Linked DNA regions of Homo sapiens: region 1 is linked to region 2. The links are chromatin loops, found by intact Hi-C in ENCODE. Cell type or tissue: heart left ventricle. All regions are shown on one strand. Each heading gives the region's core, and the rest is flanking DNA. Links, peaks and the distances in the headings are about the cores only. Region 1 overlaps PANK1 (pantothenate kinase 1). Region 2 has its middle 6.6 kb from the start of KIF20B.

What was found. A loop is a pair of places that touch in the nucleus more often than their neighbours do. Peaks named below come from ENCODE experiments on the same cell type or tissue, not always from the same donor. Only the 100,000 strongest peaks of a DNase experiment are listed, where the experiment ranks them.
Region 1: a loop joins it to region 2, with 2.0 times the contacts of the local background. A loop is called at or near these places in 8 of 110 quality-filtered maps.

What each region holds. Positions count from the first base shown.
Region 1 is chr10:89,589,908-89,592,836 of GRCh38, forward strand. The region is part of intron 5 of PANK1 (pantothenate kinase 1); the gene reads right to left. It overlaps MIR107 (microRNA 107), which reads right to left and starts at 2,920; the gene lies at 2,840-2,920. In heart left ventricle, for the core only: CTCF peaks have their summits at 1,673 and 1,880; no DNase peak of the experiment used is centred there; H3K27ac peaks cover 2,500 bases.
Region 2 is chr10:89,693,504-89,696,432 of GRCh38, forward strand. It overlaps the pseudogene FLJ37201. Among named protein-coding and RNA genes, the nearest start is that of KIF20B, 6.6 kb to the right of the region's middle. RefSeq lists an enhancer at 1-382. In heart left ventricle, for the core only: no CTCF peak of the experiment used is centred there; no DNase peak of the experiment used is centred there.

The DNA of each region.
Region 1 (2,929 bases), core at 285-2,784, 100 kb before region 2:
AGGATTTGCTCAAAGCCCAGTCCTGCATTACCCTAATAGAAAGTCAGAAGGAGTAGAAGTGGCATTAAAACTGGAAGAGCATTCCATGTTTCAAATAAATTCCAGGTGGGTCAAAGATGTTAAAAAAGAAAAAAAAAAAAAGAAAGAAAGAAAAGAAAAAGAGATAGGGAAAAATATGGAAGAATTGGAAAAAAAAGTTGAAGTAGAAAATGCATAATAAAGGAAATCATCTCAAAATAATTGCTACATTTACTTTAAAAAGTTAAATTTATTCGGGGAAAAACATCACCACAAACAAATCCAAACGGGAAGCAATAAATGGAAAATATTATCAGTACATTTCACATAAAATGGATTTGTTAATTAATAAAGAGTTCCATAAATCAACAAGAAAAAAAGTCCAACAACCCAATAGAGTAATGAGTAAATAATATTAATAGTTAATCCCAAAATAAGGTATAATTTTTAACCTATTACATTGAAAAAAATCAAAAAGTTTGATAACTCTGTGGAGAAACTTGTACCGTTATAACCCTGCTTGGTGGGAATGTAAATTAGAACCACCTTTATGGAGGGAACTTTATATCTGTTAATATTACAATCAACATATCCGATGACTCAGCAAGTTCCCTTCTAGGAATTTATCCTATTGATATACTCACATGTAGGCAAAATAATATACATGTGTGTACATATATGTGTGTATACCGTATACAAATACACTGAATTTTTAAATAATAGTAAAAGACTGGAAAAACCTAAATATCATTAGGAAATTGAACAAATCAATAACAGCATATCTATATGTTAAAATGCTATATGGCCATTAAAAATGAAGCAATTTAAAATATACTGATATGATCAATTTCAAGATGCGTTATTACGTCAAAAAGCAAAAGGCAGTATTTTTAGAGATGCTTATTAAAATATATAGGGTAGATTGATATAATATCTGGGATTTGTTTTCTAGTATTTTAGCAAAAAAGAGGGAAGAAGGAGAGAGGACCAGAGGGAGGAGGAAGAAGAAAATATAGAGAAAGCATGTGTTGTGAAGCCTTAATGATTGCAGAATCTGCACTGATGGATTAATGGAGGTTCTTTATACTGTTCTCTCTCCTTTACATATGTTTATGAATTTTCTTAATAAAAAGCTGATAAAGCAAGATATAGAATAGTATATGGAGGGTGAATTGTATAGCATATAATTATATTTCAATAAAGCTATTATTTTGTAAAAAGAATGCTATATAGAGTTTGCTACCTTTGGAAAGATAAATGTATCCTACATTACATACAATATAAACAAAGATATATTGTAATACGTACAATAAAAACAAACAAAAAAACCCTAAAAAAAATGGCAGCCTCTACTGAGGTTAACACTGAGAGACAGAAGTGGAAATGGTGACTCACTTCCTTGTGTATCCTTCTAATGTCTTAGAAGTCTGTATTATGTGTTTGTATTATCTATCCAAAAATTTGAATCAGAAAATTTATAACTGATGGGGAAGCATTTCACAGCATCTCAAGAATCACAGCAAAAATGTTTTAGATTTGGTAAACGTGGTGTCCCTCAATGAAATGGCTGCAATCAAAGGTTCTCAAATCAGTGACTCCAGAGAGCAAAGCAAGGACTGAGGGACTTGGTGGCTGCTCTCATGGGAAATGCAACACTGCCAGTCACTGGTGCGGCCACTGGGAGTCTGCACTGACTGGACACCCTCTGGTAGAGCCTTGGCCCCAAGGCGACTGGTGATTCCCTTCACTCATTCAGCCCCACAGAAACATATAAAATAGTTGCTCAAACCAGTGTATAACATGGCTACATTTTCAAATTGGCACTCGCTCTACTCCACCAATCAACAATATTGAAATTGAAATCAAAAGTGAAAAGTAAAGTCAGTTGCTCTCTCCCAAAGGGATTCTGATGCCTGTGAAAAGACCTGCTGACCTGCTGGCTCACTCCAGCAAAAAGCACAAGAAGCCAGCTCTGCGGAAAGTAGGGGAAAGGGCATCTATTGCTCTGTGGGGCAAGGGTTGTTACCAGCTGACCTTTGAGAGCCCATGAGTACAGCCAACTACACACATATTGGTCTTGGGGCTTGTTTCATTACTTGGAAAAATTCCCTTTAAAGGTTAATGTCAAGAAATAAACTCTGTTACATTGAGTCCCATGACTCAAGTGGACTTTGAAAAAACATCTCTGGAATGCTCTTTTCTCTGAGTATCAGCCTCCCATTTAAACTCCGTCTGAACTGAGGGCTTCCAAAAAGGTATATCGCTGATCTGCAGGCCAGTAACATACTCTGTTCAGTGTTATGCAAGGAGAGTATGTTTTTTGTCAACCCAGAACTCAAAGGCAGGGCTAACACCCATGTATCATAAAGACTGCCTCATACACTAACATTCAACTATTCAACTGAGAGGGGGCTCAAGGGGCTTTCTGAGTACCTATAATGTTCTATTTCTTGATCTGGGTGATGGCTATACAGGGTTGCTTGTGTGTGTAAATTAAACTGTAAGCTTATAATTTGAGCCTTCTTCTGTATGTATGTCACCTCTATTAAAAGCTGTATTTATAAAAACTCCATTACAGATCTACTGTGGTTCTTTAATACTCTCCTATGACCTGTTCCATGCCTCAACTCCTCTTTCCTGTCTTTCTAATATACCTCAGTGTGAAGAGTTCTACTTTATACACCTTGTATTTCAGAAAAGGTTCAATTTTTTCCAAACGAATCTTGCAATGCTTCAAAACATGTTAATACAACTTTGTATGTCACCAGCTCCACCCCTTTTTGTGCCTGGGACTCTGGCTGGCCTTGGCTGTAGCAAGCTCTCTGTGCTTTGATAGCCCTGTACAATGCTGCTTGAACTCCATGCCACAAGGCAACACTGTAAAGAAGCTGAAAGCAGAGAGAATATCGAA
Region 2 (2,929 bases), core at 272-2,771:
GGAAAAGATTTCCCGTTACTGATGCTTTCTTGTGTGCATAACAATGTACAGGTAAATTATGCACACCTTTTAAACACCTTGGATATAGGCTATTTCCAATCACTGCCAATTTTATCTTGTGTGTGCCTGCAGCATTAGCACACTCAAGAACAGTTAACTTTTGCTTAGTATCTTTGACATCTGTTGTTGCTCTTTTGTTAGCCATTGTTAAAGTTTTTCTAGGAACATAGCACCAGTACAAAGCTGTTTCATCAGCACTGTAAATTTGTTCAGGGCTAAGATTTTCATCAGATATTACCTTAGCAAATTCATCAATGTAATTTTCAGTAGCTTCATCATCAGGAGAAGCCTTTTCACCACAGATTTGAAGATACTTGATTCCAAGACACTTTTTAAATTTCTGCAGCCAGCCTCCTGAATATTCACACTCTCCTTCAAAGTTCAGTTCTTCATGGTATATTCTAGCTTGTTTCACGACCAACAAACCAGTCAGTGGTGTATCTTTACTTCTTTGTTGTCGAACCCATTCAATCAACACAGGGTCAAGGTCTTCATTTTTGGCTCTATGCAATGTTTTTCTATTTTTCATTCGTTCCTGGTTATTGCTGTCACTATAAAATTTCAACAACTTGTCTGTTTCTTTAAGTCATATATCGTGGTGGTTCCCATACCATATTCTTCAGTAAGACACCTCACAGACATACCACCATCAAGTTTCTGCAATAACTCCACTTTCTGAGATATTGATAAAGACAGATGCTTCCTTTTCTTCTTCTCACTGTTACCCATAGGTATATCTTTAGCCCTTTTCGACATTTTCCATGGAATTAATCCCCAAGTCAGAAAATATCAGCAAATAGCAGAGGCATGTGTGACTTACGGATACAAGTGCTGAGACAATAGAGGCTTCATATTTGTTCACAGTAGGTTTTCTTTGGCATATAATCCTGGTGCCAAACTTACAAAAACACTTTGGGTTTCACAGTGTTTTGTTTTTTGTCCTGTTTTGGAATTGCAGAGTAAAGACTATAGACCTGCATTAAAAATATCATTTTAATGAAGAAAAGGCTGAGGCTCAGTCAGTATCTTGCTCAAGGTTATGCAGCTATTACTTGTCTTTTCTGCTTATATTTAGTCTCCTAACATTTGGTCACTTTAATAGACAGAAAAATGTTTGTTTTTTCTGGTATTGTCTGCCAAGATGATTTGAGCTGGAATATTTTTAGCACAGGAACCTGATACTCTTATTTGATTGACACAGTCGGTAGTTGAGCTCCAATGCTGAATAACATGGAGATGCTGTGGCAAGAGGTTAGAGTTCCTAAATTTATAGTTATTGAATACAGATTTTTCTTTTTGTACCAAATGATCTGTTTGGTACTTACTGCCTGTTACTTACTGCTTCACAATGAGCAATCAGGAAAAATGAAAGAGCTCACTGCAAATGTCCCAAACACTCCCACAAGTTTTCCCTAAATATCCACTCATTTAAAAGGCTTTTTTGTTTGCTTGTTTCTAAACTGTTCTGAAAATTGTACATCCCAACTGTGACTCAGAATTGTTAATCAAGTTCAGAATTAAAACACATTTTAGACATTCTAATAAAATGTTTCTTTTAATTTAGAATTTAGAAAGAATTCATTAGCATTTTTCATGACTTTTAAGCTTCTGTGGTTTGAGCCTTATTTCATGTACTCTTTTATAAGTTCCTATTGGAAGGCCAGCTTTTCTTCCTCATTCTCATCTTCCCCAGATTTGTTTAGATCTTCCTCAAATGTCTAATATGAACTGCTACAAATGCCTGAAGTTTACTGATTCACTCCTAAGTCTTTCTTTCTTTTTCTATTGGCTTTAAGAGCAGACTTTTGGCTGGACTGTTATAAAAATGAGTAAAGCACAGTTCTGTAAGACAAAATTCTAACCCCCCCAACTGACTGAATGGACCCCTCTCTTGGCCAAGGGCATTCCAAAGTAAACCTGAAAAACTAGTTCGGGCCATGATGGGAAGGGCGGTGGTTGGGCATATCTCATTGTACCCTCCTCCCTTTGGAATTCAGGCACAAGTGATCAGCGTTAACAATAAAACAGAGATCTTAAGACTGGCAAAACAGACACTTCATAGCAATAAGATACCAAACTCTAACCTGACTCCTGCACAGCATCACATGACAGCAGGCCCTGAAAGAAACTGAAGTATTTTACCCCAAAATATATTTCTTTGACATATTTTGAAATGGCTCTGCAAAGCTGTCTCCTGTGGGGAAAAGGATTCTATAGATAATCCTTTTCCTTTTCCAGATCTTTTCCTGATCCAGGAGAGACTAACTAAAGGTCTTACATAATACCTTTCCAGGTCTGATAAGAGACATTTGCCATCTATTCTCTCTGAAGCCTGCTACTTGGAGGCTTCATCTGCATAATAAGAACCTTGGTCTCCACAACCCCTTATTTTAACACAGACATTCCTTTCCATTGATTCCAGGTCTTTAGATAATAACTTATCTCTTTCAACCTATTGCCAATTAGAAACCCTTTGAATCCACCTATGACCTGGAAGTCTCCCTGCACTGCCCACCCCCAATTCGAGTTGTTCTGCCTTTTCAGACTGAACTAATGGACACCTTACATGTATTGATGTCTGCCTGTAACTTCTGCCCCTCAAAAATGTGTAAAATCAAGTTGTAACCCAACCACCTTGTGCACATGTTCTCAGGACCTCTTGAGACTGTGCCTCAGGCCTTGTTCACTCATATTTAGCTCATAATAAATCCCCTCAAATATTTTCCAGAATTTGACTCTTTTTCATTAACAGCTAGTATAATTCAGAAGTGTTTCAATTCTAGTAAATAATTGGGTATTACGTGGAATACCTGGGTGACAAAATTATCTGTACAACACCTGTGACACGCAATTTACTCATGTAAGAAAT